Regions from separate parts of the Mus musculus genome. Here regions 1 and 2 are each linked to region 3. Evidence: chromatin loops called from intact Hi-C (ENCODE). Cell type or tissue: heart. All regions are shown on one strand. Each heading gives the region's core, and the rest is flanking DNA. Links, peaks and the distances in the headings are about the cores only. Region 1 has its middle 65 kb from the start of Gm23176. Region 2 has its middle 51 kb from the start of Gm23176. Region 3 has its middle 45 kb from the start of Gm25528.

What was found. Peaks named below come from ENCODE experiments on the same cell type or tissue, not always from the same donor. Only the 100,000 strongest peaks of a DNase experiment are listed, where the experiment ranks them.
Region 1: a loop joins it to region 3, with 2.3 times the contacts of the local background. A loop is called at or near these places in 3 of 42 quality-filtered maps.
Region 2: it touches region 3 in a loop (2.6-fold over the local background); 3 of 42 quality-filtered maps call a loop at or near these places.

What each region holds. Positions count from the first base shown.
Region 1 is chr9:88,081,025-88,091,823 of GRCm38, reverse strand. No RefSeq gene overlaps it. Among named protein-coding and RNA genes, the nearest start is that of Gm23176, 65 kb to the right of the region's middle. In heart, for the core only: no CTCF peak of the experiment used is centred there; DNase peaks (open chromatin) are centred at 5,703, 6,233 and 8,503; H3K27me3 peaks cover 2,828 bases.
Region 2 is chr9:88,067,527-88,078,325 of GRCm38, reverse strand. No RefSeq gene overlaps it. Among named protein-coding and RNA genes, the nearest start is that of Gm23176, 51 kb to the right of the region's middle. In heart, for the core only: a CTCF peak has its summit at 4,940 (motif pointing right); a DNase peak (open chromatin) is centred at 9,205; H3K27me3 peaks cover 4,822 bases.
Region 3 is chr9:87,838,378-87,849,176 of GRCm38, reverse strand. No RefSeq gene overlaps it. Among named protein-coding and RNA genes, the nearest start is that of Gm25528, 45 kb to the left of the region's middle. In heart, for the core only: no CTCF peak of the experiment used is centred there; a DNase peak (open chromatin) is centred at 5,086; H3K27me3 peaks cover 3,489 bases.

The sequences.
Region 1 (10,799 bases), core at 1,056-9,055, 240 kb before region 3:
TCTATGGGTTGTTACCTACTGCCATTTCTCTTCTGAGAGCTGCCATGATAAAGAGGTGGTTGGGACTCTTCAGAGGTGGGCCTTTGATAGTGTTACCACCCAGACCTCTGCTGCCTATGCTGCTTCCAATATCTGTGTGCTTTCTCTTCCTTTAGCCTCTGTGGCATGGACCTGGCTGACCCCAGTGTAGGCAAAGATTCTCTAAGTCAGCCAGCTTTTCCCAGTTCCTCATCAGCAAAGAGTGCTTCAAGGGTGAGCATGCACTGCAGAAAGAGTCCATACACCCCATGAGACTATTCCAAAAGTTTGTGGGGTGGGTGGACTCCCTCCTAATTGCACTTGGAGATTTGAGGAGATGTTTTTATTATATTTTTAATTTAAATTATTTTATTTATTTACATTCCAGTCATTGTCCTGCCCCAATCCTCTCTCCCACAGTTCCTCATTCCATTCTTCCTCCCCCTTGTCTCTGAGAGGGTGCTTCCCCTAACAAGCCCCCTCCCCACTTCCCTGAGGCCTCAAGTCTCTCGATGATTAGGCACATCTTCTCCCACTGAGGCCAGACCAGGCAGTCCTCTGCTATATATGTGCCAGGGGCCTTGTCCAGTAGTGTATGCTATCTTTATATCTTCCTGGAGGCCAAATCTGGAACCCACACCACTGGTGAAGGGCTGAGCAATGGAAATCGAAAAGTGGCACATTGTTTGAGCCCCGACTCAAGCTATGTGAGCACCTTTTTTTCCTAGGATAACAGTCAATAAATTACCCTTTCCTGCTGAAAACAGTTTGAGTAAGATGTCTTGTGATATATGCCAGAATCCTGTCTAAAAATGCTCTATACAGGAGTCAAGAAAGAGCACAAAGGAGTATACTTTTTAGGTTTTTTTCCCCCTTTCAATTATTCATCAATAGGAAAAAGGATGAGAGACCCACCATTCTAAAAATGCTTATTTTTAACTCAAGGAATTAGAGTAAAACAGTAGAATTAGCAATTTTAAGGAACAAAGGACATGTGAAAACCTCCCAGGGAAAGGACTTGTAGATACAATAGTAACTTAAGATCACAACATAATGTTTGTTTGTGTGCCTCTGCATTTGCTCCAATCAGCGGCCAGAGGGACCCTCTCTAATGATGATTGCGCTTGGCACCAATCTATGAATATAGCAGAAACTCATGCTTTCTTCTGTTGATATCCCTGGGAAGCCTCATCTTTTCTGAAGGGAAATGGAGGGTCAGTGGATCTGAGGGAGAAAATAAGTATGTGCAGAGGGGATTGGGAGGAGAGGGTGTGGTCTAGATGTTTTGTATGAGATGAGAAAAGAATAAATAAAAAATGGGGGGGGGATACAACATAAGACCGGCTTTTAAATTGTAGTGCCATTTGATGATTCTTCTTAATAGGTTACTTTTATAACTCACTTAATCCTCTCTGTAAACTATTAAACAATCCGATTCAAAAGACAGTTTAGTGTCTTGAACAGGTTGTGTTTGGAAGTTTGGCTAGATTTTTTTACCTTGATTTTGTTTCTTCACCTCAACACTGCAGGACTATTGTTATGGTGCTAATGGATATGAGAGCCTCGGATTGAACCATGGAATACGGTTAACAGTCAAAAGCAAGAACATCTATCTCTGATTGCTGCTTTGTTAAAGTTACTGCTAGAAACTTGAGTCTCCATTCAGTGCTCTTGTCTGTACTTGTCCCCTCTGAGATCCCCTAGGCCTGGTCAGGGACTCTGTGACTCCAGACTTCTTCTCCTATGGTTGTTATTTTCTGACAATGTGGAATTTTAGTTGCTCTTTTTGTCCATTAAAACTATCACCAGGGTGCCCATTCCTAGAAACTCAGAATTTCTCTACACCCATAATCCCTGGAATTTTTGTTTTATTTTTAGATAAGTGAGAAAGAACATGATCTTTAGTTACTTCAGGTAGAATTAGCTGTGCAACAGCAGCATCAAGTGACAGAATGTAAGTCCTCTGTGCAAACAGGTAAATCTGTGTTCCTGGGGTTATTTCCTTAGAACAATCTTGAAAAGTCTAAAGCTGCACAGTCTTTTTTTTTAAATTTAAACATTTTTTATTAGGTATTTTCTTCATTTACATTTCAAATGCTATCCTGAAAGTCCCTTATACCCTCTCCCCACTCTGCTCCCCAACCCACCCACTCCCACTTCCTGGCCCTGGCATTCTCCTGTATTGGGGCATATAATCTTTGTAAGACCAAGGGCCTCTTCTCCCAATGATGGCTGATTAGTCTATCTTCTGATACATATGCAGCTAGAGACATGAGCTCTGGGGGTACTGGTTAGTTTTATATTGCTGTTCCTCCTGTAGGGTTGCAGATCCCTTTAGCTCCTTGGGTGCTTTCTCTAGCTCCTCCATTGGGGGCCCTGTGTTCCATCCAATAGATGACTGTGAGCATCCACTTCTGTGTTTGCTAGGCACTGGCACAACCTCACATGATACAGCTATATCAGGGTCATGTCAGCAATATTCTGGCATATTCAACAGTGTCTGCGTTTGGTGGTTGATTATGGGATGGATCCCTGGGTGGGGCAGTCTCTGCATTGTCCTTCCTTCCATCTCAGCTCCAAACTTTAAAGCTGCACAGACTTAACTGATATTATCTCATTGTGTATTACCCAAAGGATGTAAAACATGTCTGAGCCCGTCTTCCAACTCTCCCAATAATCTCAGCATTGTCTCCCCAAATCTTAACTTCGCTCGCTTTCCATCCCAAAGAACCACTCCCCCAGATGGCATTAATGAGAGAATGCTGGTGTTTTGGCAGAAAACTTTATTCTTCATTCATGGTTGTTATGTCTCACAGTTTTAGTGTTAGAGTCAAATGCATATTTTTAATAACTTTCAGTTTTTCCTTATACTGGGTTCAGAAGTTGACGATTAAAACTGGGAGCATCTAGTTTCATGACTCAGTTTCCTTTTTAGTAGAAAGGGACTGTGTTTCTACCTTAGACCACAGATAACAGAGCCTTTAGGAAAAAACATTAAAAGTGGAAGTGCCAAAACCCATAAAGTAGTAGCAGACCCAAAGATTCCAAATTGATTCAGGTTGATCTTATTAATAAACTCATGCATAGGCATTCCTTGAGGAGGAACCCGTGTGCTCTGGAAGCATTTTATGGAGCAGAATTTTGCAATCATGGGGCATGTGGCAAGAGCTAGAATATGGACAGGGGAGAGAGATTGTCTATAGGACCAAGTTCCAAGATGACCAAGGGACTTTAAGAAAAGGGGTCCTCTGCTCCTGTAAGCCCCAAGCTATTGCCAAGGCCATTGTCTGCTCTCTAAAAGCTAACAGTAAAGCCCTATTGCTGAAGATAACATCTACACAAGTCCTTTAACATGGAGAAATTGAGCTATTTCCTACCTGGGGCCTATACTCCTATGGACTAGTGTTCATGGTCCACTACTGAAGGAAATGATAAACACCTACCTAGCTACAAACTGTTTGCTCTACAATGATAACCTGCCTGCAAGATGCACTAGTGCACTAGTGGCACAAAGCATTTGGGGTAACCAAACAATTGGTTTTAAAGTCCACTCCATGAGATGAAAACCATCCCTGACACAGCTTGGGTGACTAAGAACTCGAGACCAGATATATCAGGAACCTAGGGGAAAACGCTACTGTTTTGCTAAAGGAACATGGCCATAAAATGATTCCTAAAAGCATTCTGCTATACTTAGGTCAGTGCCTTGCTCAGCCATCATCAGAGAAGCTTCCTCCTGCAATAGATTGGAATACAGAGACCCACAGCTGGACAATGTGCAGAGAGTGCGGGACCTCAGAACACTCACTCCAAATGGTATATCCCATCAAATTGCTCTCCTCAGGGCTCAGGGAATCCTGTGGAAGAGAAGGTGGAAAGATTGTAAGAGCGAGAGAGGATGGAGGACACCAAGGAAACAAAGCCCTCTAAATCAACAGGACCAGATCGACAAACATACTAACTCACAGAGGCTATGGCAGCATGCACATGTCCAATGAGTTTAAGCCAGATGGGACCCCAGTGCTGAGAGGGGAACTGGATACAAACCTCAATCTCTAATCCAGAAGCCATATCCAATTGATAAACATTCTCGAATAAAAATTATTTCTCTCCAACAGAGTCTCACTGGGGTTACAAACCACTCTTAAGGGCAGGACACATGCCCAGCAGTAGATGGCCAATGCAGCATGAATCCAGTGACATCTTTGGGGGTTCTTTGTCTCATAATGTTTTGTCAGGGTTTTAAAATGATTTTTAACCTTATAGGTTATAAATATATATATATATATATATATATATATATACACACACACACACATACACACATATATACACATACACACAAACATATATGTATAAATGTGTGTATCTATAATATATATGTATATATAATATATATATGATATATAGGCTTCCAGTTTTGTGTTTTTATGGGAGACATGTGTGTACAAAGACATGTGTCTGTGTCTATATGTTTCTCTTTTTTTTAATCACTCTTTTCCTTTTGTTTATTTGTTTGTTAAGTCCTACTTCCGTTTATTTGTTCTAGATTATCTTATCATTCTTTAGATGCCTGTTTCCTAAGGAGAGAAATTATATGGATTCAGATGGGAGGGAAGGTGAGAAGGAACTGGGAGGAGCTTGGGGAGAGGGAACCATAAGTAGAATATATTATATGAAGAAAATATACTTTCAATTAAAAACTAGAAAAGAAAGAAGAAAAAGAAAGAAAGAAGGAAAGAAAGAGAAAGAAAGAAAGAAAGAAAGAAAGAAAGAAAGAAAGAAAGAAAGAAAGGAAGGAAGGAAGGAAGGAAGGAAGGAAGACAGGAAGAAAGACAGGAAGACACAAAGAAGGGATTTCCAAGAGTAGAGGAAAAGGAACAAGATTATTTCATTTAAATTGATGGAGTTTTACATGTGCAGGACAAGCGATTTGGAGAGATTATACAATGAAATAAGTAACATAGATTGTGGTTTTAAAAGTAGTCACTTTTAAACGTTAGACATAGTATGTTTTATGCTGTGTGTATTTTAGCAAAATAAAAATAAAAGATGAGGGTTCCCATTTGAGATTGCCTCATTGTCTTTGCTTCATAAAAAATATCAGGTATTAATGAATTGTTATTAATTTGCTTTGTTTGTTCTATGAGAAGTTTCAGTATTTCTGAAACAAATGTGAGGAATTATTTTAGTGAATGAATTAAAAATATAGACCCTGAAATCTGATGCTTCTGGCTCTGCATATACTTGTTGCTTGCTGCCCATATTACACTGGGAAGATTCCTATCAGCCTCAACTCCTTGACCTGGTGCTTGCTGAGGCAGTTACACTACACGGAGCTTCTCAAGTGCCTGGGGCATATTAGGTGATAAACAAATTAGCCTTTATTGTCCATAGTCTCATGTCAGGAGTTTGAGCCCTATTTCAACATTTGTGTTTTATTTTTTAAATTCCAAATGGGACCCTTGTTTTTTAAAGTCACAAGGGGAAAAAATAAACTGCTTGGGACAAGGAGTTGGGGCTGAGTAGTCAGATAGTAGTTGGAGGTAGACTTGCTTGAGAAGAGAGAAGGGGAATGAGAGATCAGGATCCCGACTGAAGGAGAACAACCAGGATGGAGAACAGTAGACATCAGAGGACAGTGGCCTGAGCATAGGGCCAGCGGACAGAGGAAGCTGACATGGAGAGAGCCTGGCTCCTAAGTGTTCTCTGGAGGCTCTGAAAAAAACTCTCTTGGAGTTTGGAAACCGTTTTGTTGATGTGCTGACAGCTAAGGTTAGAGTGGAGTTTCCTTTAGAAAGTCCCAAGAGTGTTGGAAATGAACTCTGACCAAAAATTTTAGTTTTAGTTTAACTTCTTCCTGCTTAGCAGTAAGTATTGGCTTTTGGGTTAAGGGGTAAGGGTTCTTACTCAATCTTTTTTATTCTATTTATTTATTTATTTATTTATTTATTTATTTATTTATTTATTTATTGGCTACATGATACACATATTCAGAAAAAGGAGAATCTGACAGGTTAGAAGAAACATGTATCAGGGAGCAGATTATCCCAGTGATGGCCTATGTTTGCATAGTTAACAAGGAGCAGAGTCCAGCACATCTGGCTGGTGTGGAGATTAAGTGTGGCGGAGACGGATGTGAAAAAAATCAATGCTCTTTATGTTTGGCACCATCGCGCAGCTGGTGACAGAAACTTGGGGTAGAGCAAGCATTTGAGAAAACAAGATGGACGCCATCCAAAAGTCAACTCCAACCTCAAAAATTCCAAGTAAGTGATTGGAGGAAGCATCTGGCAGGGGCGTTTTCACTTAACCTTGGAAACCTATAAAACAGCATCTCTAGTAAGCTATTGCATGGTTTCTAATTACAGATGGTTTTTCTGTTATTCAGTTACTCTGTCAGCTGGTCACAATAGACGTATGTAGTAGGCAATAAGTTAAGACCCTTCCTTCCATGCGACTTCACAGAGGGGAACGCCACGGTCAAGCCAACTCACTGGACATAAGGCAGCATAGAGATGTCCCAGGAGGCGAGATGCTGGCAAATGTAAAGAGTACTCTGAGAGAAGAACAGCAAGGTGACAGCAACCCCTTTGCCAAATTGGTTCAAATCATAAGCAGTGTGTGCTGTCATGGGGCTAGAATAATTAAAGTCAGGGGAATTTGTGTCACATGTCAGTGATCTTAAATGTCTGCCTTACTAAAATAGCTTTCATTAAATGCTCAGAAAATTCTAAGAGAGGCACATAAGTGCTCTAATCCTTCTTAAGTATACTGAGGCTACAGGTGCTTTCTGTAGATGTGGGAGGTATATGCAAACAATCACCTGATCATGAGGCATGGAGGTAGGTGTTTCTCAGGTATTGACAGTGATGCACGATGAAGATTCCAGTCAGGAGTCAAGACAGGTCAGGGCTAAGACTATATAAGGTGACTCCGACTCCCTTCTTTCCCCTTCGGCTTCTGACACCCCTTGGCTTTAGTGATCCGGTGACTTAGAATCATTGATGTTGGTAGCAATGAGCCTGCCTGCATTCAGTGTTAGATTTGAATTCAGGGCCCAGAGCATGGAAAACTGTTTAAGCGGGGCTACCCTTGTGTCTTCAGGGGATGCTGAGTGGGCTCTGTGACCTGGGACTCTGGGTGGGCTCTGTGTCTTCCAGAGGCCTCTTTCATGCCACATCTTCTCTCCAAATATATCCCTTGTGTGAGTGGGGAGCCACAAATACAGACTCCCTGTGAGCCATAACATTTATTTCTCCTTTATCACTATATTTATAGGCCATGCCATCAGTTTAATTTAGGTGTGGAAAACCCTAAAGAAATCACCTTATGATATTATCTCTGGTTTAGTGATAACTTTTACTCATCACATAATTACACATATATATGGTATAAATATATGTACAATCACACATATGCATATTAATATGTAATCTCAACACCCATGGGTTTTATTGACTTGAAACTGGAACTCAGGGAAAATGACTGACAAACCCAAATGTTCCTAGTGAGATGGATGAAGAAGGGTGCTCTTGGTTCCCTGCAGTTTCTCCAGTGGTTTTCCTATTGTGTTAGAGGTAAGGCTTTCCTGAGATACTGGACCATATGGAACAACAAGTCTTCAGCAAAGTGTGACTATCTCAACTCCTGCAAGCATACCGTCCTGGGTCACTGTGCATTTTTTAGAACATGGGTTGCATTTCTGTTGACTGGCCTTCCACCTCAGGATCTAGTGCAGTGTTCATCAGCCATCAAGACAGTGTAGATGTGGCAGAATGCATGGGGAGCCAGACTGCCCAGGGTTTGAAACCTGGATCTAGCATTTCATCTTCTGCAAGACACATTACTTCCTTATCTGTTGAGTTTCCTAATCTGTGAGGGGATAATGCCCATATCTTTCAGGACTGTGCAAAGGTGCCTGGTATGGGGACAGGTGACTTTTACTGCAGTCACTAGAGTCACTAGTGGTTCAAGAAGCCAGAAATGATATCCTGTAGAGCCATTGGGCAAGTGGCCTTAAGCCAGTGGCACTAGTGACTACTGTTTGAAGATCAGACTTTCAAGGTTCCAAGGTGCTCTCCTGTGCCCCAAGGCACAAAGTTTCTGGCTCTCTGCTTCCCTCTCTATCTCTGTAACAATTACTGATTAGATGAGCATACCAGCTTAGACAAGGTGCTGACAGTTGCACTTGTTTGTCCTGGAGGGTTCCCAGTGGTTGCCTCTAAAACGAAATTGTTTCAAGTATGCACTTCAGTTGTATAGGCACTAAGGCCACCCACAGCTTCCCAGGAGAATCTTAGCAGTGATTGGTCCTGCAGACCAATGTCAATGTTTGGGTTCACTCTGGGGAAGCAGCTGCTGACTGCTTGGAGTACCATGACTGGTTGGCAGCAGCGGGCACCTCTGTCTGCTGTGGAATGCAGAGGCATTCCCATCCCTGGGCTGGGCACACTGCCTATCCTCTGTTTCTCTTACTGCATAAGGACACATCTGTACTGTTGGCATTTATTCCTGACTCCAGTACCTCCCCTGTCTGCTAGGGACAGCCAGTTGGTCTTTCAAGACTTCTGAGTCTAGAAGGAGCTTTGGACTCGGAGGGGGTTGTTTCCCCCTGAAAGCTGGGGACTGCCTGCAGTAACTCCTTAAGGCCTTTGTTGAGAGAAGCCTTCCAGTCGTGTGTGGAACTTTGTTTTATTAAATCTGATGAGTTCTGTATTTTTGCCACATGTCACATGGATCACCCACGTTGACTGAGCCCTGCCAGAGCCTTGCTGCCGTTACCCTGAAAGGAAGCCAGATTTTTTTTTTAAGTGGGTGGGGGTAATTCCAGTTTGGTGCAATAAATTATATGGTTCTGCCTGATTTGTTTTGCTCTGGGCTGGGAGAACCCATGGCGGAATGTAGCTTGCAATGTGTGTGCATGAACTGGGGAGCAGGCAGTTGCGAGCAAGGGGTCTGGGGAAGAGGAGGGAATTAAATGTTTCTATAGTGAATGGATTGATGGATTGGAAAGAAGATATAGCAGAGCTCTTAGCTGCTTTGCTTTTGATTGCCTTCCCCAGCCCAGCCTTCAGGCTAGCTTTTTTTTTTTTTTTTTAAGTATAGGGCTTCTGAAATGTCAGGAAGAAATCTGGGAACTCTCATCCCTCAGAGAAGGTAACAAAATTCTGGTGCTTCAGTTCACTACTCTATCACATAAGGAAACTTAGAAGTCAAAGAAGTATTGTGTTTCAGGAGTTTGTTTCTGTCTTCTGAGGCTACTGGCTTTGAAGGTGGAACCTACAGGCTTGAGAATGCTATGGGTTTGTGCCTCCCGTTTTAAATGTGGTTGGTTTCCTGGGAAAGGTGAACCCGACAACACACACATAAAGATTATGTAAACTTTGTCTTGTCCTTAACTGATGGAGGGTTGAAATCATCTGGCCAGCAGGTAGAGGGAGCTGCCACACACACTGTATTACAACAGGGACCAGGAAAGACTCAGGTTAGAAAATGTGTGTAGAACCTTACTGTACCTCGAATCCCTAATCAAGCTGGGTCTTACTTTTTCAATCAGAAAACAATGGGAATATAGTCTATCTCACAGGAAATGTCATGACAATTAGCTTAAAAAAAAAAGAAGAAAAGAAAAAGTGGATGAATTCTTCTGTGACATCAAGAGAGCCCAATAAATCCAATCTTTCACTTTTAAGCAGTTTTAAAGGCATGAAGGCAGACTCTGACTATTGTCAACAAGACATTGCTTTTTCTTTTGGGACTCCTTTGAAGGGGCAGAGTCAAGTATCCAGACCTCAACAAAGCAGCCTTGCCAGCCTCACAGCTGGGGTGGAAGAGCCTTTAGTTCTGAAGACTTCTGGAGAGAAGTTGGGAATCATATTTGGAAGACATTCCAAATTTGTACATATGCCCTTCATTTATTTCCAAAACAAAATGGATTTGAATAAACCCAAGATTTTATTTGTAATTCAGGACCATGGCACATATAATTCAAGATCTGGAATCTTATAAGTAAGGTTTAATTCTTTTTTAAGGTGAGCTCCAAAAGACATTAGAAAAATTGCTAGGTGAAAAAGAATGCTTTGGGGGCTTGGGCAGAGGGCTGACTTAATAAAATACCTGGTGTGTGAGTGTAAGAACTTGTTTAGACCCCAGAATCCACGTGAAAGCAAAATCAAAGAGGTATGCTGTAATCCCAGTGCTGGGGAGGCAGAGACAGGAGGATCCCTTGGTTCATTGGCCAACTATCCATCCTAGCTGAGTGGTCTCACTCCTGGTGCAGTGAAAAGCCCTGTCTCAAAAAATAAAAAGAGAGACTGAGGAAGACAGTTAACACCAACCCCTGTCCTCATCATACATATGCATATACACATACATATACACATATACATATTCTTTGTGAATTTCACATCCCATACCCCAGTTTCTCTCCTCTCCCTGTCTCTCTGAACCCACCCTCTGCCCTTGTGACCTCCTTCTAAAAACAAAATAAAATTTTGTTGTGGAAGCTGTAGTGTGTCACAGTCTTTTGTCCATATTTTACTTGCAAATGTCCATTGCAATGAGTCACCGGTGTAGTTTAAGGCCTCTGGCTTTACTATCAATATTGGAACCTCACTGGGACTCATCCTGGATATACTGTTGTTATCCTGTGCCATGGAGTTCCTATAGCTTTGGATCTGTAGGACTGATCCCTGCATGCACTCCAGCAGTTCATAGATGGGGGGTAGATGTTGGAGTGGACCAACTCAAAGCCGAGGATCTGGGTCTTGGAGGTAGCT
Region 2 (10,799 bases), core at 1,544-9,543, 230 kb before region 3:
TGAGTTTTACTACCTACTGCCATCCCTGCTACCTCTTTCTGCTTCCCATGTGTGGCTAAAATGATATTCACCAGATTCATGCTCCCACTGTCATGTCTTTCCTGCCACGATGGACCGGATTCTCTCTGGAACTGTAAGCCAAACCCGATCCTCCCCCACCCCCCATAAGTTGTTTATTTGTCAGGATATTTTGTCACTACAACAGAAAAGTAATGAATACACTGTACAAAATGAAAAAGCATGCATAAATAATATTTGATGAATGAATGGAGAATAAAAGATTATAACAAGAAATTTAAAAGCTTGATCACATAAAAACACTGCCAAAAGTGTTATAAAAAGACAAAAAGGGGCAATATTTATTTAATTTTAGTTTTTTCTTTTTTTATTGGGTATTTTCTTTATTTACATTTTAAATGTTTTCCCCTTTTCAGGTGCCCCTTCAGAAGCCTCCCCCATCCCATTCCTCCTCCCCCTGCCTCTATGAGGGTGCTCCCCCACCCACCTGCCCACTCTTGTCTTCCTCTCCTGGCATTCTCCTTCACTGGGGCATCGAGCCAATTGGGGCTCCGGCCCAAGGGCCTCTCCTCCCACTGATATCCAGCAAGGCCATCCTCTGCCACATATGTGGCCAGCACCATGGGTCCCTCCATGTGTATTCTTTGGTTGGCCCATCCAGTCCCCAGGAGCTCCGGGTGGGGGAGGGGTATGGCCTGTTGGCACTGTTGCTCCTTCTATGGGGCTGCAACTCCGCTTCAGCTCCTTCAGTCCATAAAGGGGCAATTTTAAAAGGCAAAAAAACTAAATGTTGGAGCAGCCTTTCTGTATGTCCTTGAAAATTAGGGCCTGCTAGCTACATGAGTGGGTGGTAGCAGTTGAGTGTGCGTATGGAGTCATGTCATTCCCATGTGTGCTGTGGTACTGATTCTGTAATGGACAACTGGCCAATGCCAATCAGAGATGCCTTTGTTTTAGTAGCTTCCCTCCTTCGTGTACCTCGGGCTTCTACTTACTCTTAGCTTTATAGTCTGTGAGCTGGGCAGGTTTTCTGACCTGACCAAGAACCCTCTGATCATACCCCTTGGGGTAGTTAATGCTCTAGGTGGGAATGTCTCCCCAATGTGTTGGGAGTGTGGGAAGCAACCATGACACGGAGATCCCTATAGGAGGAAGACGGCTTTCAAGGCTTCTAAATGGCAGTGAGCCTGTTGGAAGGATGCAGCTGTGAACATCAAGTAAACAAAGTCTGGGACTTTAGACCATTCAGACCGCTATGCAGTGGGTGTCTGACAGGTGGCTCCAGAAGTTGATTCACATATTAACCTCAGGCTTAGGTATGGCACTCCAGGGCTACTTTGAGTTGTTGAGATCTGCCCCAGACCCTGAGGATGACATCACTTTCCTTGTCTCTGAGCTGAGTTTTCTGCCACCTGAACATTTTAGCTTGCTAGTGTTGAGCCTGCCCACTCTTTACAATGGCCTGTAATCCTAGGGATGTGGACGGTTCGATTCAGGTTTTACGACTTGTGGTTGGTTGTTCTCTGCTCTCAGGATCTTATGGTCACTCAGTGAGAAACACAAGTTCAGTGTCAAGATGGTTCACTGCTCTCAGAGATGTTCAGAAGGACAAAATAGGATTCCTTCCCACTGGTCTATCTCCTAGAGGAACCAGTATCTCACCAAAGCCCATGACTGGGTTTAATATGTCTGAAGGCTTGTCCTGGTGGGGTGACTTGCAGTTTCTTTGCACTGGGGCTTCTGATCTCCTCCTTTCCTCCTTCAGACAGGGGGCCACAGAGCTGTCCTTCTGTCTAGTTTTACTTACTTGTCCTGTGTCACCTTTCTTTTTCTCTGTGTTTTTCAGATATTCTATCACAACCTTTGTGAATGTCTGAAGCTCTTTTACTCTCTCTTTAGAGTAGAGTCTAGTTATTCTTCATATTCTGACTCTTCTAACTCACTGAATCACTTTGAAGTTTTCAAGTCTGTTTTTCATGGAAGTCTGTCTCTTTGTTTTTGTGCTCTGTAATCTTGGACATATAAGGTAGCAAAAAGAATCTATCTTTATAAACTTTTGGGATTTCTTTATTAGCTATCCACTTCTAAAGTTGATGTCTTTTCAACAGTGACCATTGAGTTGGTTCTGTCTTACTTGTAGATTATAAAAACTACTGCTTGGATGTGGTGACTATTTTTTAATAAGTTGAAATAACGTGGCAAATATTAGGTTGCACCCTGCAAAAGATGGTTAGAAGTTAAAAATGAGAATTGCGATTTTAATTATGTATGTGCAGATGTGTGTGTTGTGAAGCTGTGATTTCTTATAAGTCATTAACTTTTAAAAATAGACATCCTTATTAAACAATAAGAAGTCTTGAATATTCATGACAGGCAAATCACTTCTCCTGGAACCTAAGGTGGAATAACGTTTTGCTTTGACACACCAGGCACTGTGCTGTAGTGTAATTTAAAGAGAAGTGATACAAACATTTGATGAGTGCTGCATGGACCAGTGAGAAGTTTAATAGTGAAGGAAACACAATTCATAACTTCAAAATTACATTGTCAGTTGATAGTAATGAAGATTTCTAAGGATTGTCTAGAAGACATATCAGACATTATGCACCTTTAAAGATCTCTGAAGACAGTCACTTGTGAAAGTTTCACAGAGAAGAAAGGCAGTGCTGTGTTGAAACCCATAGCCAGTGGAGGTGTGTGGGTCTGGGTGAGGAAGTTAGGGGCAGCTGGGGTCAGTGGCAGAATGTGGTGGAGACAGAAAGGAAGTAATTTGACAGGTGATTTTTTTTAACAGGTTGGAATAGTTTAGGATCCATTCAAAAGATGTGTAGGCATGCATTTGAAGGGGTTTGAATGGAATGAAGTTGGTCTTTATTTTTAGTCTAAGTGAAAACATAGAAGGCTTTGGAGGAGAGAACTCCAAAGATGAGTATGGTATCTATAAATAAAATGAATAAACAAACATTTATGTAACGTTAGAGGCAGCTGAGTTATTTTTCCTTGGTGTCTTAGTGATGTAACTCTGACAAAAGCAACTCGGGGAAGGAAATTTTTATTTTGGCTCACCAAGGTTGTAACCTATCATAGCAGGAAAATCAAGGCAGCCCGAGCCTAAAGTAGCTTGTCAGATCATAGCCACAATCAGAAAGTAGTGAGTGATAAACAAAAGTCACTGCTCAGTTGCCCTTCTCCATTTATACAGTCTGGGATCCCAGCCAAGGAGTGGTACCACTCACAGTAGGTGTCTTCCCTCCTCTGTTGATGCAGTCATGATACCCACTACCCCCTGTTATCTCCAGAGGCTCACCCCTCAGGTGATTCCAAATTCTCTTTGGTGTGCAAGTAATACTAATCACCACAAGGTATAATTCCATTCCTGTTATAACACACAGAAGAGATGGATGAGGCCAAAAGATGTTTAATATTTGATGCTTCATTCAAGGAAATGTGTAGAAGGAGAGTCAGACTCTCAGTTGATCTCTGGGGTGACTCCCACAAAGGCGCATGATAATTAGAGGAAGCAGCAATTGATCTTGCCTGTTTCTTATAGGATTTTTATTTGTACATCTGAGCAAGACCTTTATGAGCAAAGTCACAGACGTAGAAAGAGAAACCATCATTTTATCCAGTCCGCCTGGGACATGGGCTATCAAAGAGAAGGACTGAGGCTGTGTAAGCAGAATATGGTCTGCTGGATCTGCCCAAAGGCAGGCTTTTAACACTACTGGATGTGGGGCTTCATTTGGTTCAAGACTTAGTCCATTATCCTGGTTCTCCCTCACCATGCTCTGTCTAGCTCTGCAGAACTGATTCAAGTGAGAAAGGCCAAAGTATGTAACAGCACCCCTCCCACAGCCTCTATTTCACCTCATAATTAATCAACCTAAGAAACCTAGGGCAAATCAGGGATTTTGTGGTTAGTGATATCATAAACCATTACAAATGCTGATCCATCGAAGAAAAGATAAATAAAAATAACAAAAGCTTTTTTTTGTCTAACTCATTTTCTGTGTCCTGTTTTTATTTGTTTAAATATTGAGGGAAAAAAAAACAGTAAAAGAACACTATTTAGATAGTTCCTAAAACATGCCACTGAGTCTCCAGTTTATATCAAGGCTCATGGATTGTACAATACCAGATTTCTTGGGTCTTTGTATTTCCTTTTCTCGGTGGGTCAATAAATTAAGTAACACGTCAGTACTAAGATAGCAGATGAACATCTGTCAGGGAGAACTGGTCCTAGGGGCTTTGTGCTCTGGTTTGGAAAATGTTTGATCTCTGTGTGCCGTCATAAAAGATGGGAGAGAGTTTATTATCTTTTATGATCCTGACTTACCAACAGTACCTGACAGAGTGATTGTGCCGTGGCCTCCAGTTGGAACTTGGGATGTTCTCGTTGCCTTGTCCCTGTATGAGGCACAGGATTTGCTGGTGAAACATCAAAACAAGCTATAATATGGCTCTGGCAATGGGATTCGGAACAGCTGCAGGGCTTTCTCCTGTAGGGGGCTGGCAGGAAGAAGAAAAATGAAAGTAGCGCAATCAATCTCTCTAGCATTCTATATATTAATAATGTTTGCCAGCTCCAGACATTGCTTAATCAATACCGGATGCAGGGGCTTGCAATGGTTTGTGATACTTGGATACCTTGTGGAAACAGTCTGAGCCCATGGCCCGGGGATGTGGGGAGAGCCCGGTGATGCCCATACTGGTTCTCATACAAGAAAGGTATCATGGCCTTGGAAATGATGTTTTAAAAAACGATTCTCACACTCATCAAGCTAATTCATGAAATTTTCCAAGAAGGGGCGATTCCTTAAGAAACTGGTGTGACTTCTTTTTCTACCTGGATCTTAGCTGGTCTCCCCAAGCTTTCAAGTGAACCAGCAGAGGGATTCACTTTCCAGACTAGCAGGGTAGATTGAAGGCGCTGACGCCAGAGGGCGCCCATCGGAAGAGTCTGCAGGGTGCTGTGAGCTTGAGGCCCCCAGAAAAACTGTATTCTAAGGGTTCTCAGGTTAGAAAGGGCTGCAAACACTCAAAGGAATCAAAGGAACTCATTTGTACAACAGTCACAGAATAAAACAGAACAAAAGCTACCTGATGCTATCTGATTGTTGTTTATCTTTGATTTGAATGACAAAGTAAAAAATGATTTTCCTCTGGGAAGGTTTAATTGCTTAAAAGCAATTTTTGCTTGGCAGGGAAAGTAGGCTATAGCACAGAGGGACTTTGTGTGTGTGTGTGTGTGTGTGTGTGTGTGTGTGTGTGTGCGTGCGTGTATGTGTGTGTGTGTGAGAGAGAGAGAGACAGAGACAGTGAGAGAGATAGAGAGACAGAAAGAGAGAGACAGAGAGAAAGAGAGAGACAGAAAGAAAGAGACAGACAGGAGAGAAAGAGACAGAGATAAAAGAGAGAGACAGAGACAAAGAGAAACAGAGAGACAGGAGAGAGAGAGATACATAGAAGAGAGAGACAGATAGAGAGAGGGGGCAGAGCGTGTGAGTGAGAGAATGAGGGAGCGCCAGCCATTTTGACTTTCATCAAAACCCCAATATAACAGCTGGATGGATATAACTCCATGTATTCCGCAGCCATGCAGCAGTCATTAGCAACCTTTCAGGCCTCTCTACCTTTGACTGTGCTCTAATGTGAACACACACACACACACACACATACACACACACACACACAGAGTTTTTGCTATAAACAAACCCCCCAAAACCAAGATTCCAATCCAAATCTCAGCCAGTTTTTGTTTACAGCTTCTCCCCTGCCTTTCCATATTTTGACAATCTTATTTAAACACTAAAACCGCAGGGGATGTTGCATGTAACCTGTCGGCGCATGCACACATGCACCTAACAAGCTGAAAGCCAAAGCTGAGGCGGCGATTTGCTCATAAACTGGATAATTAAGGATGTGCCAAGCTACCTGTGGGGGACCTGGGGTTTATCAGTGGTTTTTATTTACTGTTTAGTAGTACAGCATGTTACATAAACCTTTAAGTAAAAACAATTCTATTATAAAAATAGTCCTTTCAAAGCCACAACACCTCCCCTACTGAGTTCTAAAATCACTGGAAAATAGGCAGCAACAATAAACACGGTGCCTAATACCAATAAATGGTCTGCCCACCCGGGCACTCTTGGTACTCGTGAAGTGTATGAGTACTTTGTAAACATGAAAATATCTTTGTTCCCTTTCCTTAACTATGTTTCTCTCAAGAGATCTAGTTCAAGAATAGTTGCCTTTTCTAGTCTGTGTTTTTTGGTTACATTTTACCTTTGATAATAGAGTTCTGAAACTTGGTAGCACATCAGAATGATCTAGAAAGGTTTCAAAGGCATTGATGGCCAGACAGAGTGGTACACACGTGCAATCCCAGCACTTAGGAGGGGGGGGGCGGGAAATCAGAAATTTAAGGGCAGTTTGGATTGCAAAGCAATTTCAAAGGTAGCTTAGACTACATTAGACTCTGTTAAAACAAACAAACAAGCAAATTAAAAAAAAAAACCCACAAACAATTCTGGATTCTGATCTCAGAAGTTCTTGTCTAATTGACCCAAGATTTTAAAAGTCTATAAGAATGGTCTCTGAATTATTCCAGAATCTTACTTAATGCTACTTCCTCCCTCCCTTCTTCTAGTGCTGGTAACTGAACCTAGGGCTTTGCAAGTGTTGGCTAATTGCCCTCCAGCAGAGCCACACCTCCAGCCCTAAACTCTGCACTTACAGCAGTTTCCTGTGTGCTGCTGCTGCAGAGCTCACACCTGAGCAGTAACTGTGGTGGGGAATGCTTGGGATATGTTCTGACCTGGGAAGGTCAAAATGCAAGATAGGGAAAAGGCAGGGTGGAGGTTCTTCCTACATTTCATCTATCTTACATGAGTGGAGTTTCAGTTCCTATGGGCCTGGATTTTTTTCTTAACTAGTATAGGCAACTCCCACTAAAAGATGACCTTTTCCTGAGACAACTTCATCTCCAGTGCACAATGCTGAGAGGTGGTTCACCCAAGGTGAAGCAGGCAGGAGCTGTGCAAGCGTGTGTGGCTATCTCAGATTTCCCTTTTGCTCCCTTGTGGGTGTTAGCCAAATGCTCTGTACTCTGATATTTTTCACTGAAATTATCATTTTTTTCTTCTACAAACAAGGAAGCCAAGGTTCAAGGGGGAAAGTTACTCAAACTAGAGAGGGGTGAGGTGGTGTCTGGTTGGAGTGGTGCCTGTGGATGCTTTGATGGTCCTAATGGCTCTCCTGCCCCCACTCACAGTCTGTCTCTGCAAGCCCCTCTTTTCCTGTTTGGATGACCCGGTCTTGTCCTTTATCAAGGCTATGAAGTCTTCTATTTTGTTGGGCCATGGCTACTCTGATAAACCAATTTATGCTCACATATTAATGGGCTTGTGGGCTATTATCATCAACTCTGACATAGTTATTAAGTGCTTTCTCTTTCATCTTCATTTGAAAATGATAACGTTCTCCTGATGGAGTTTCACTGTGCGCTTTCCACTCTTAAGTATTGCCAAAGTAACCAGTCAGTACAATAGGAAAGCAAGTCTGCCTAGTGGTATGCTCGAGGTCTTATGTGGCAAGCAGTTGCTTGCTGACAATGTTTTCTTTCTTCCAGTTCGGTTGGCATCTGATGGACCCAACCGCAGAATTTTTGTTTTAAGCACTTACTTTTAAAAACCTACTACCTACAAGCATCCGATCCGGGTGGGTTTCACAGCACACACAGTAACGCCATTCATTACTGGGGACTTCCAGTCAGTTCCGGGGCCTGGAGTTTTGTGCAGGCTCGAGCACCCACGGCTTGATTTTGATTTCATTCACTGCTTTGTTCCTTCAATCTCTGTGGCCCTTTTAGGGGCAGAATGGGGACTTCCTTCTGTCTCCACCTAGCCTTTCCAAAGTGGGACGCCAATCCTTCAGAGAGAGGCTTGGGTTAGAGAGACGACCCGTGGTTCCGAGGGTCCCGTGAACAGGTAGCTGGGACTTCGGCTGCCTATTCCTGACAGCTGCAACTGCTAAAACAATCTTGTTCTTTTGTTTTCCACATTTAAAGAAAGACCTTCAGCCAAACCGTCGCCCCTGACCTTGTTTTATATTTCCAATGTGCATTTTATTAACTCCTTTCTCATATGGTGCACACGGAGCTTGCCACCAGATGAGAACGGGGCAAGTTTTGCAATTCTGATGGAGAGAGCAGTCATGAGCATGGAGAGAAGTTTGAAACAAGTTTGGGAGCAGGGGTCTGTTGGGTCAAGCAGAGCTCTGTGTAAAGAGGAGATAAGAAAGTGCTCACGAGGTGTACAAGTCACTTCATTAAAAACCAAACGCAAACCGCGCCTGCGCAGCCAAAGAAGTCCTTCAGACGGGAAGATGATTGAAGGGAGCTAGCTGAACGTGTAGTCTGGGTTCTCAGGGCAGAAATTTATAACTTTAATTCTCCGACTTGACAATTCGTTAAGGGTGAATTAGGCAGAAGCTGGGGGAAAAACTCTGAAAAATGACTTTAGGACACTGAAGCGGAATGAACTTAAACTCTGTCTTACATACATTTTCATTGATTTCGAAAGACGGCTCCTCACAGAACAGCCGGGGAAATACTTTCTCTCTGTTTGAGGAATGATGTACTGCCTCTGCTCCCCCAGATCCGAAGCTAACCTCCTTTTTCTTCCCCTGGGAGTGTAGGCCCGTGTTCAGGGGTGTCTACAGAATTGGCCACAAGAGGGAATTAAACTAAATAAAATCACTATCCGCGGGGGGCCTCTAAATATGCCTTTTTAATTTGAAAATTTTTGTGGGTTATAGTGTAATTCAAGCTTTTCAAGGTTTATTGGGCCATAGCTCACAGACCTCAGACCAAGTCTGATGGCTCTTCACTAATTCGGAAAGCAAAGGTGCCTTTCATCTGGCCGAACCTGGGAGGAAGTCTAGGCGAGTGGAGCTTAGCACTGGGACAGCATCCTTGGCCCTAGGATGGACTTGGCCTGGCGAGGAGGAACTAGCTGTCTTGCACAGTGGCTCACTACTTCGGAAGGCGCAAAATGCCTGGTGCTGAGGATGAAGACGTCGCTCACAGAGGCGTGTAAAGGCTGGTGACTTGCAGCCTGCTGCCTTCTCAGTCAAAACACGCCGCTCTGGGTAATTAATTGCTGTGAGAGGAAACGGACCAATGGCGCCTTCTGCTGTGAATCTGTTAATGGAGAACTTATGGAGAAAAAGTCGAGTCCTCCGGTCCAAATTGGAATGTGAAAGAAATCTGTTGGAAGGTGATGACAGAAATGAAGTAAAACAGCTGTTTCCTGATCCATGTGCCAGGTGTGTCTCACACTGTGATAAATAAGATCTGCGTCCTACTCGCCAGAAAGGGGGGGGATATTACAAGCGTTTATTATGGGGAGGCACGGAGAAAAAACACCCTTGGCTAGCCTTGTTTCTCCTGGCACAGAACAGGGAGCCCTTCGTCGCACAATGCTTGGAGCCGATAATTCCAGTTGTTTAGGTTCAAGCCAACGTGGCCTATTAAAAGCTTAAATTCGATTTTATTGTCTAGGTATTTATTAACTGATTATGAAAAGACATTAAAAGACCCATAATTAAACCAAGTTGCCTCTTACCTTGATGAATTCTCCCCCTCTTCTTACACAATAGAAAAATCTCCTTGGGTTTGATTTGAGGGCAACCGTTCCCTGCCTTGACATTACGGGCTGCAGCTCTCACCTCAGCTCCAGCCGGAGCCGAAATGAAAAGATCTGTGAAAGCCCGTGGTTATGGTTACAAGTGTCCCCCTTGCCCCCCATTAGAGTATGTGCGGTGCTCTGTTCCTCCTGCAAACTGTTGCTGGTTTTCGCCCAAGGCGGCAAGTATGACTCTTGACAGGAGTTTTGAAATGTCTTCCTGGCCTCTCCTTTACCATAGCCCTATGCTAAGGTCAGTATATGTAGCATTCAAACACACAACCCTGGCCTAGGCTGTCCAACTACTTCTAGCTACAGTTTGACCTTGGATAGCCCAGATTAATCCATCCTTTCACGGAACTTACTTTCCATTCTTAGTTCTTAAAGTTTCTAAATATTCTTATTGTATTTCATTTAACAACTGCTTTTCTTTAAGCCCAGCAAGATTGGATATAATGACCTTATCTCCTTACAAGCAGCCAAAAATTATTAAAAATCATGTCCATTATCATTCTTTTAAGTCTAAAAACAGCCAGACTTAAAAAGAAGTCTAAATCTAGCCAGTCATGATTGTGTCCACTGATTGTAATTCCATCATTGGGAGGCAGTATAGGGGAAGGGCCACAAATTTGAAGCCATTCTGGTTTGCAGAGTGAGTTGCAAACTGTATCTCAGAAAAAGCCCAACCCCTCTCAAAACAAAAACCAACCAACCAAAAACAAACAAACCCCCAAAAAACAAAAAACAAAAAACCCAAAAAACAAAAAACAAACAAACAACCCCCCCAAAAAAAAAACCAAACAACTCCCAAAATCTAAATTAATAATATATGTATACATCCTTTTGAAAATGGAACATGAGCATCACAATTTCACTGTTTTTCAATAGCAATAATTACTCCTTGAATGAACTTCATTGGTTGCAGTATTGCCAGTATTTAAAGTAAGATTTAACTAAAAATATAAATAAAGGGAACAGTAATAATGTTGAAAGCACAGATATCTCATTATTATGGAATTATGTTCTTATTAAAACCTCCAGTTTCAGTACCATATCCTGTCACTACTGTTCAGTCACTTAAAATTGGTTTGAAAG
Region 3 (10,799 bases), core at 1,437-9,436:
AGAGCCAGCCAGGCAGAGCCATCAGATGTTGCAGGGAATTTCTAAGCAGTTCAAGTGTCTTTCAATGGGCTGAAAGCAGACATCTGCTTTTGTTACTTTGTACCTCCACTCTTATGTCTTACTGGATGCTTTGTAGCCTTGTCAAAACACTTACAGCTCTGAGTGTTAACAGCCCCACTCAGGTTGAAAAAGTAGTTGGCAATGTTCTTATTAGTTAACTAGGAGTAGATTCAAAGGTGTCTGCACTAAGCCTGTAGCTAACACCGCACATCCAGGCAAAGAGCAGCCTGCGCAGCTCCACTGCTCAAGAACTTGCTCAGTGTTGCTGTGGCTACAAGTTGACTTTGAGACTCTGGCTAAGATTACACCAGGGAATAAGAGATGAGACTCAAGACAGGGGAGGGATCTTATGTACCTGAAAATATAAACTAGATCTAAAGAAATGAGACTAAAATTTCTTAAAATGAGGAGAACAATTCACCAAAATAACAGAGAGCAAAACAAATATCCCAAATAACATTTCTCGTGTGATCAGTAACCAGCTAGAAAGTGCTACTACCCACAATGAACTAAAGCTTGAAATAGCCAGGAAAATCTAACAGTAATGTGACTTTTATGGAAGAAACCATAAAAATAATTTGAAAGATAGGAGATGTTTCTGAATAAAGGGACTCAGCATTAAAAATGAATTTGTATTTGCCAATCAAAATTTAAAACCTTTTTAGCTTAACAAAATGATTCTAACATTGAGCTAGGTAATAAAAATCGAGATGAGAATGGCTTATAAAATCTCAAACAAAGGGAATATTGAAGTCAGACTCACACTACTATATAGTAAAATATAATATAGGACCCTGGTGATTAAAGCCACATGCTATTGGCAAAGAATTGACAGATCAATGAAACACAGTGGATAACTTTGAAACAGACTCCAGTATGTAGAGAAACATATAATAAAGGAAATGTCATAAACCAATGGGGAAGGCTTTTTCTTCCAACAAATAAGGTTGAGAGTTCTAATAAACTTCAGGGAAAAGCAAAATCCTCAGAGAAGAAGAAACAGTACTGGTGAGTGAGCTCGTATGGAGATGCCAAGCCTTCTAGTGGCTAAGAAAATATAGCTCAAGGCCAAATTGATCTGCCTCTTAGTGCCACGAAAATGGCCACCACTAACAAACACTGGAAGGAACATGGGTGAAGGCAAAATCTTACCTCTTGCCAGTGTCTGCATCAATTCCTGCAGTCACTGTGAAATTTTCAACATCCTTTAAACTTGAGGGCTCATACTCTATATAACCTAACATCTTCAGACCTCAAAATAGATGCTCAGGAATTCTTTGTAGGCAACAGTTTTACAAGAAATGTTCTTAGTGACATGGCTGAGACTGGTGAAGCAATGAGCAATCCATGTGTTCACTGACAATAAAGTAAAAAGGCAGTGTATACCATCATTCCAAAATGAACATGTATGTATGGGTGAAACTTAACCACAAAGAAAGAAAGCAGTTGAGAAAAAAAATCCACAAACTACCAGATTTTGAATGATAATCCACTTATAAAGTTCTAAGATCAGTGAAAGTAAGTGATGTGTTTACATGAGATCATGTATGTGACAGAACTAGTGTGTGTGCAATCTATAATAAATAATGAAAAGGAGGCCATGAATTTGAAGAAGATCAGGGAGGCATGTATGGGAGAATTTGGAGGGAAAAAAGGGAAGGGTGAAAATCTATAATTATATTATAATCTCAAAGTAAAAGGAAAGTAGTTTTAAAATAAAACAAAAGAAAAGCAAATATAAATGATAACACACAGCAATGACACTATATTAAAATATCTTCAGGCTGGAGAGATGGCTCAGTGTTTAAGAGCACTGACTCTTCTTCCAAAGATCCTGAGTTCAATTCTCAGCAACCACATGGTGGCTCACAACCATCTGTAATGCAATCAGATACCCTCTTCTGGTGTATCTGAAGAAAACAACAGTGTTCTCATATACATTAAAAAAACAAACAAACAAATAAATAGATAAATCTTCAAATTACCATTACCCTTCCTAAGAGGTGAAAAGTATTCATGGTTGCTAGTTAGTTTCTTCCCTGTTTTATTTAAAGAAAGCATGTGTCACTCATACAGACATATTATATCATAAAATCTGTACAAATAGGGTTAAATGCTTAAATGGGACATGATTCTATGGCAATGTATAAAACAAGCTGGAATCACTTCAAGCCAGTGAAGAAGCTCATTCATAAATTATTCATTTATACATATTCATTACTTTCAATAAACGGAATTCAATGTAGGATGATAAAACCTTTTGGTAGTCTTAGGCCTCTGAAAGAGTTTATTAATCTATGATGAATCCAGTTTCACTTTATAATGTACAGTAGAAACAAAACAAGACAGAAGACTTGAAATTATTTAAAGATTTGTTAACGTTGCAACCGCTGGTTTGGTTGCCCCGGCCTGTGATAAACCCTTACGTTTGTTTAATCTGTTGGCTCCCAGCAGCTGACCCACAGTATGCTCTGCTGCTCTTCGCATTTCTAGTTTTTGTGAGTGCTTTGATCAAAATCTGATGATGTCAGAAACAAAACAAGAGGATCTGGGGCAACGACGGCTAAATGAGTTCAAGAAGTTCTTCAAGGCACTGTCACAGAGAGGAAAACAATGCCTTTCCTTCCAACCGGATCCAAACTGTGGGTGCTTAAAGGAGATAGAATTAAGCGCAATTCTCACCGTACTTGTTGAGAACATGTCACCACAGCATGGCTGAGGAGTGTCCACTGAGAGTCACGGAGTCCCCACGGAGGATTGGGTCAGCCAACACACTCGAGTCCCCGACTCAATTGCAAAATGAAGATAATGATTTGCTATTTAATGGCATAAGCATATCCCATTAGTCATTAACTGACTCTCTAGCAGACAGAGGCCCAGATTTGATCTGGAGAAGTCACCTAACATTTCTGTTTTTCATTTCCTCACCCATGATATGAGTAATGAACTCATGGTCAATTTATCTTATAGGGTGTCCAGCTCTGTGACAAGAAAAAATACTCTGGGGCAGTTTCTATTGTCCTACCTACAGTAGTGTCTATTTATGTAAAGCTTCAAAGAGATGCAGGGTTCAATAATTAGACTAGTGGGTTCAGATAATCTCCTGAATGTTTCTACTCTGGGCAAAGCATGTATTTTCATTGTGGTCACAAAGTGTCTGTGTGTTGTTTACTTGATATTTGTTTTGAGAATGACCAACAGGACATAGTCCACAGTCTTCCTTTCCTCTTCCAACAGTCAAGCATTTGAGCCTCCACCCTCACAGTTTGGAGAAGGCCAGGGCCCAGGTCACAAAAGACAGATTTGGTGTTTTGCAGCTATAGCCAGCTTTGTAACCTATCTCCCAGGAACAGATGGCAACGCCTGCAAGTATTGCGGTTATCCACTTGAATGATAGCAAGAGGTGCTGTTAAGTCCTCAGTGCAGCTAGCCCTCCTACCCCAACAGCCTCTATCCGATCCTCAATGGCAGTGGTGAGACACTGGGGAAGCTGGATATAAGTATCTGTTGGGCAATGACAGTGTGTCTCTAAAGCTTGCTCGCCAGCCCATTTGTGAATGTGGAGAATTTGTTTGACTTTGGAATTCCAGTCATGCTTTGGCTCATTTGTATCATCGATTTAATAGACCCAGTGGTGTTGGTCTCTTTATTTACACTAAGCTAGCCTGCAGTGAATAAGGCAGCAGATAACTTTGATATCACATTGAATTGTAGTCAAGTAAAATTCACCTTGATCTAAGCAATACCTCTTTGAATTTCTTTACAGTGAGTCTCTGCAGTTTTGTTCTGAGTCTGGGATGGGTAAGTCTCTGTTTAGGAGTCGACACATATTAGTCTATCTTGAAGATACCATACAAGAAAGCTTCCTCAACTCTGGTTAAGGAATTCTGATCAACAAGAGAGCAGAGGAACAAAAACAGAATGTAAGGGATGAAGAAGGATCGTTGTCTCGGTAAATGAGGAGACTGCTATTGAACTGGATGGTCCAGAAGAAATGCAAAGGAGGCTGAGAATTCCTGTATTAATTTAATAGCCTAGATAACAACCCAGGTGCAATATGTTTAGAAGGAAATCCTTTCCTGTAATCATCAAAATATAATACAGAATAAGAATAATAATCAGATAGCTCAAATTATGTAGCAAATAAAGTACTACTCACAGTATTCTTCATTTTATCCTTATTTTCCATTGGGTTGTAATATCTTTACCATTCTTGAAATAATGGTAACAGGAGCAGACCTGCTGGGAATTCCACTGTGTTAAGAGAGCTTTCTTAAATTTCTCTGGAATTAAACGATATTGAAGAAATGCCTCCAATGAGAAACCAGTATTTATTCCCATACAGTGATAATATATCTTTAAGTTTTTTTTCTTTCTTTTCTATCTCCTTAACATTGACAGCATGACTGATGAATTTGGTAGTTTGAGAAATCTCCCAGGCAATGACATCATGTGTAATTTGTCCCCTGGGTACTCAGGGAAGTCTAAGTCCTCATGCACACTTAAGCATCATGAGGCCTCACTTGAAATGGGAGTATTCTCCAAAATAAACAAGTTGAAACATTCTTGTCTCTCAATTCGGATTCTTCCCCTGCAGTTTTAAAGTTTGGAATAGGTTGCTATAATACTCTGATTTACATTTACAACTACTCAATGATGAAGGAAGGAAGGAAGGAAGAAAGGAAGGAAGGAAGGAAGGAAGGGAGGGAGGGAGGGAGGGAGGAAGGAAGGAAGGAAGGAAGGAAGGAAGGAAGGAAGGAAGGAAGGAAGGAAGGAAAAATGAAAGAAGAAAAGTCCGTCTTGTGCACTGGGTATCCCCATGTGTTTTTTTCCTGGGTGCCTGATGGAGTGAGTCCCTTACATTGATTTTCTGTTGCCAGCGACTGAAGTACCTACTAATGCTTTCTGGCTCTGAAGGACTTGAGCAGTATTGGCTACATGTGTTTACCATTATCCTCAGAACTGTCAGAGCCTTTCCTCCAGTGGAGGCATGCATGGAAACAGGCCAGAATGCACGGGAACACAGTTCCGGCACTGAAATTAGCAACCGGACAACATTCCCAGGGAAGTGGCTGAGTTCATTTCTGGCAGAAATCCCATGGCTGCTGGTACAAAATGAAATGGAGGAAACACAAAGGATAAAACCTATCTGGGGAAACGAAGAGGACACAATATGTATGGTTTGCTCTAGGATTTCGGGACTTGGGTGACTTCTAATTTCAAAATGGCAAAATGTTTTTCTGAACCTGGATTTACATGAGGGTTTAATAGATAAGACTGGCAACCTTTTGACTTTTGAAGAGGATTTTGAGAGTTTAATCCCCTTGTGGTAGCAGGATTTGAAAGCCATCACTAAGGCTGAATTGAATTGTAGTTATTATATGCCCCCCCCCCCCAGTTACATAGATTCACCAAACAAAAACTGGAAAATAGGAAGAAGAAAGTTTCCCCAAGAACTATGAAGAATCTCTTAAAACCTGAAGAATCATAGAGACATATTAAAAATCTATAACATTTCTCTCCCTATTCAACTTTATTATAGCATAGTATGTATGTTCAAATGAAACTGTATTTACAACCTGAAATGTGATGTTTTGATATAGGTATACTTTTTCAACTGTTCGTATCAAGATACTGACTGAATCAACACTCAAGTAACTTGTTTTTTTGGTTTTTATTTTATTTTATTTTATTTCATATATTTGATTGTTTTGATTGCATGTATATCTGTGCACCACATGCATGCCTGGTGCCCATGGAGGACAAAAGAGGGAGTCTAATTGCTGAAACTGGAGTTATAGATGATTGTGAGGTGCCAGAGCTGGGAATCAAACTCAGGTCCTCTGGAAGAACGGCCAGTGCTATTAATCATGGAGCCATCTCTCTCGACCCTCAAATATTTTCTTTGATGGTTAAAATGCTTAAAATCTGGCTCATAATTTTAAAATTTCTTGCTGGCTGTTTTTGGCGTTTTGTTTTTAATGCATAGATTCTTGGATTCAGATCACGGGGCCTATAAAAAGCTGGGCATGGAAGTTTGCCTGTAACCCTAGTCCTGGGGAGAATAGACAAGAGGTTTGATGAAGGTGGCTGACCACCAGCCTACCTCCTGATTCACTGAGAGATGCTCTTACAGGAATAAGATGGAGACTGATATAGATATACCCAGCGTTTGCCTTTGATCTGAACACACGGTCACAGGTACTAACACTTGTGTGCACTCACCACACACACACACACACACACACACATTTAATATCCTTTCTTTAAAATTTTTTCAAATAAACATTACTATGGGCATCTGCTGTACAACAGATCTCCTTAGTTGCCTTCTCCCCTCTAACAGAAATGTTGTATCTTTGTATCAAAACCTCTCCAATCCTGCTAACCTTCCTATGAGCTTCTGTTGGTCTCACAGCATTGTTTAGAGCAGCCGTTCTCAACCTGTGGGTTGCAACCCCTTTGGCAAACCTCTGTCTCCTAAAAATGTTCACATTATGATTCATAACAGTAGCCAAATTACATTTATGAAGTAGTAATGACAGTCATTTTATGCTTGGGTGTCAGCACAACCTGAGGAACTCTGTTAAAAGGGGCTGCAGCATTAGAACGGTTGAGAACCACTGGTCTCAAAGAATGCTGAGACCTTGTTCTTTTTAATATCTTTTCTGTAGTAGCCCTATAGCTTCAGGTTTTACATATCATCCACTTTGAGTTGATGTTCATGTGGCATGTAACAGTCCACGTTGGTTCTCCCATGTGTAGATCTTAACTTCCTCAACCCTTGTGTGTATTAAGATCTAATTTCTTATGTTCTTTTCAGGCTCAAGTAGGTTGTTAGGTAAGTATAAAATATGATCTCCATTTGCATTCATGAGACTATATTAAAGCATTGAAATATCACAGAGGGGATTCAAAAGTTTCTGGGAACTAAGAAAGTTATACAATTCCACAAATAGCTAATTATGAAACCTAATGTATCTTTAGGCTTTCAGATTAAACTAGCTATACTGTGTATTTGTATTAATCATGTACTATTTCATTATTCCATTTAAGTTGAACAATGATCATTAAAATAGGTTTTATTATCCCTTAAGAGACACGGAAATTAAAGCACAAATCATGGTGAAGGAATCCAGTGCAAAGCCACGACCTGAGCCCAAGCTGAATGACTTTGAAGGATCATTAAGACCAAAACCCCATTCTTTTCTTCCTGGACCTACTGATCGAATTTTATCTCCCAGTCTTCTTTTTAGGTAAATGTGATCATGTGACTGAATTCCAAAAATCAGAATGTAAATAGAAGTGATATTTCTATTTTTTAGACTTGCCTATGAAGTTTCAATAACATTAGAAAGAACAAATTTATGAAGCATGCCTTAATTTTTTAAGAGACTACATTTAAAACCAGGTAGTACTAATGGCTTGTTCCTTCCAAATATGTTAAATATCAGCTGGGCTTTAATCCCAGAACTCAGGCAGGGTCATCTACTGAGTGAGGCCCAGTCTTTATTTTCTTATTTATTGGAAATGTGTCTCCTAGCACACAGTACTTAGGAAGCAAAAGAGCCTCTGAGTTCAAGGGTAGCCTGGTCTATAGAGCTAGTTCAGGAAAGACGAAGCTACACAAAATTATCTTATCTTGAAAAACAAATTACAACAAACTATTGGTGATGCAGAGATGGCTTAGTGGTTAGACTGATCTTCCAGGGAACCTTGATTTAATTCCCAGTGCTGACATGCCATACAGAATCTTATGACACACTGTTTCTCCCTGCAGTGGCTCAAGGCAAGTATGCATGGTTTTCCCTAGATGTGATATATGGGATAGAACATTGAGGAAAGAGTCTGAGTTCCTGTATTAGTACTTAAAAAAAAAAAAAGAACTTATATGCCAACCACACACATTTTTTTTTCTGGAACTTATGTAAAGAAGAAATTTCTCCTTATATCTGAACTGTTATACTTCAGGGGGTTGTTTGAAATAGAAGTTTAGCATTTTATTACATATGTTACCCATAAATTAACACAAACATTTCTTCATCTCGAGAAGGAATGAAATATAAGGAAAAGCTATATATGCTAGAAAACCTGCAAACAATGTTTAAATGAACAACATTTGAACAATCCAAGAGACCTCTCATTAATTCATCATTTAAGTCCACTGTATCTTATTTTTCTGAATTACCAATAAATCTCTCAAGATATAAGTTGGATGGATATTTGAAAAACTGGGTATATTTTGTTAACATCAATCAATAGTACTGTTATTTAATAGGAATTTTTTTAATCTTAGAGATCAAGGAGAAAGTAAGCCAGAAAAATCAGAATTCCTCAGTGGGAAATTCAATTCAGAGTAAACAATAGTTATAATCATATAAAAATCCCAAATTTGTAGGAGTATTAGACTTCAATTCTGCAAAGTATAGTGACAAATTCAAATGAAATTGGACTCCTTAAAAAATCACAACTCCCCTTCCGGTCAGCCCCAGCACAGGGTCACCTTGGGCAAGGAGTCAGCAGACACCCCCAAGGTACACAGAGCACTCTCCACGGGATCTTAGGACCTCTGGTGAGTGAAACACAACTTCTGACAGGAGGCAAGTTCAAACGCCAGATATCTGGGCACCTTCCCTGCAAGAGGAGAGCTTGCCTGCAGAGAGTGCTCTGACCTCTGGTGAGTGGATCACAGTGCCTGCCCCAATCCAATCGCGCGGAACTCGAGACTGCGGTACATAGGGAAGCAGGCTACCCGGGCCTGATCTGGGGCACAAGTCCCTTCCGCTCGACTCGAGACTCGAGCCCCGGGCTACCTTGCCAGCAGAGTCTTGCCCAACACCCGCAAGGGCCCACACGGGACTCCCCACGGGACCCTAAGACCTCCGGTGAGTGGACCACAGTGCCTGCCCCAATCCAATCGCGCGGAACTTGAGACTGCGGTACATAGGGAAGCAGGCTACCCGGGCCTGATCTGGGGCACAAGTCCCTTCCGCTCGACTCGAGACTCGAGCCCCGGGCTACCTTGCCAGCAGAGTCTTGCCCAACACCCGCAAGGGTCCACACGGGACTCCCCACGGGACCCTAAGACCTCTGGTGAGTGGATCACAGTGCCTGCCCCAATCCAATCGCGCGGAACTTGAGACTGCGGTACATAGGGAAGCAGGCTACCCGGGCCTGATCTGGGGCACAAGTCCCTTCCGCTCGACTCGAGACTCGAGCCCCGGGCTACCTTGCCAGCAGAGTCTTGCCCAACACCCGCAAGGGTCCACACGGGACTCCCCACGGGACCCTAAGACCTCTGGTGAGTGGACCACAGTGCCTGCCCCAATCCAATCGCGCGGAACTTGAGACTGCGGTACATAGGGAAGCAGGCTACCCGGGCCTGAAATGGGGCACAAGTCCCTTCCGCTCGACTCGAGACTCGAGCCCCGGGCTACCTTGCCAGCAGAGTCTTGCCCAACACCCGCAAGGGTCCACACGGGACTCCCCACGGGACCCTAAGACCTCCGGTGAGTGGACCACAGTGCCTGCCCCAATCCAATCGCGCGGAACTTGAGACTGCGGTACATAGTGAAGCAGGCTACCCGGGCCTGATCTGGGGCACAAGTCCCTTCCGCTCGACTCGAGACTCGAGCCCCGGGCTACCTTGCCAACAGAGTCTTGCCCAACACCCGCAAGGGTCCACACGGGACTCCCCACGGGACCCTAAGACCTCTGGTGAGTGGATCACAGTGCCTGCCCCAATCCAATCGCGCGGAACTTGAGACTGCGGTACATAGGGAAGCAGGCTACCCGGGCCTGATCTGGGGCACAAGTCCCTTCCGCTCGACTCGTGACTCGAGCCCCGGGCTACCTTGCCAGCAGAGTATTGCCCAACACCCGCAAGGGTCCACACAGGACTCCCCACGGGACCCTAAGACCTCTGGTGAGTGGATCACAGTGCCTGCCCCAATCCAATCGCGCGGAACTCGAGACTGCGGTACATAGGGAAGCAGGCTACCCGGGCCTGATCTGGGGCACAAGTCCCTTCCGCTCGACTCGAGACTCGAGTCCCGGGCTACCTTGCCAGCAGAGTCTTGCCCAACACCCGCAAGGGTCCACACGGGACTCCCCACGGGACCCTAAGACCTCTGGTGAGTGGATCACAGTGCCTGCCCCAATCCAATCGCGCGGAACTCGAGACTGCGGTACATAGGGAAGCAGGCTACCCGGGCCTGATCTGGGGCACAAGTCCCTTCCGCTCGACTCGAGACTCGAGCCCCGGGCTACCTTGACAGCAGAGTCTTGCCCAACACCCGCAAGGGCCCACACGGGACTCCCCACGGGACCCTAAGACCTCTGGTGAGTGGAACACAGCGCCTGCCCCAATCCAATCGCGTGGAACTTGAGACTGCGGTACATAGGGAAGCAGGCTACCCGGGCTTGATCTGGGGCACAAACCCCTTCCACTCCACTCGAGCCCCGGCTACCTTGCCAGCTGAGTCGCCTGACACCCGCAAGGGCCCACACAGGATTCCACACGTGATCCTAAGACCTCTAGTGAGTGGAACACAACTTCTGCCAGGAGTCTGGTTCGAACACCAGATATCTGGGTACCTGCCTTGCAAGAAGAGAGCTTGCCTGCAGAGAATACTCTGCCCACTGAAACTAAGGAGAGTGCTACCCTCCAGGTCTGCTCATAGAGGCTAACAGAGTCACCTGAAGAACAAGCTCTTAACAGTGACAACTAAAACAGCTAG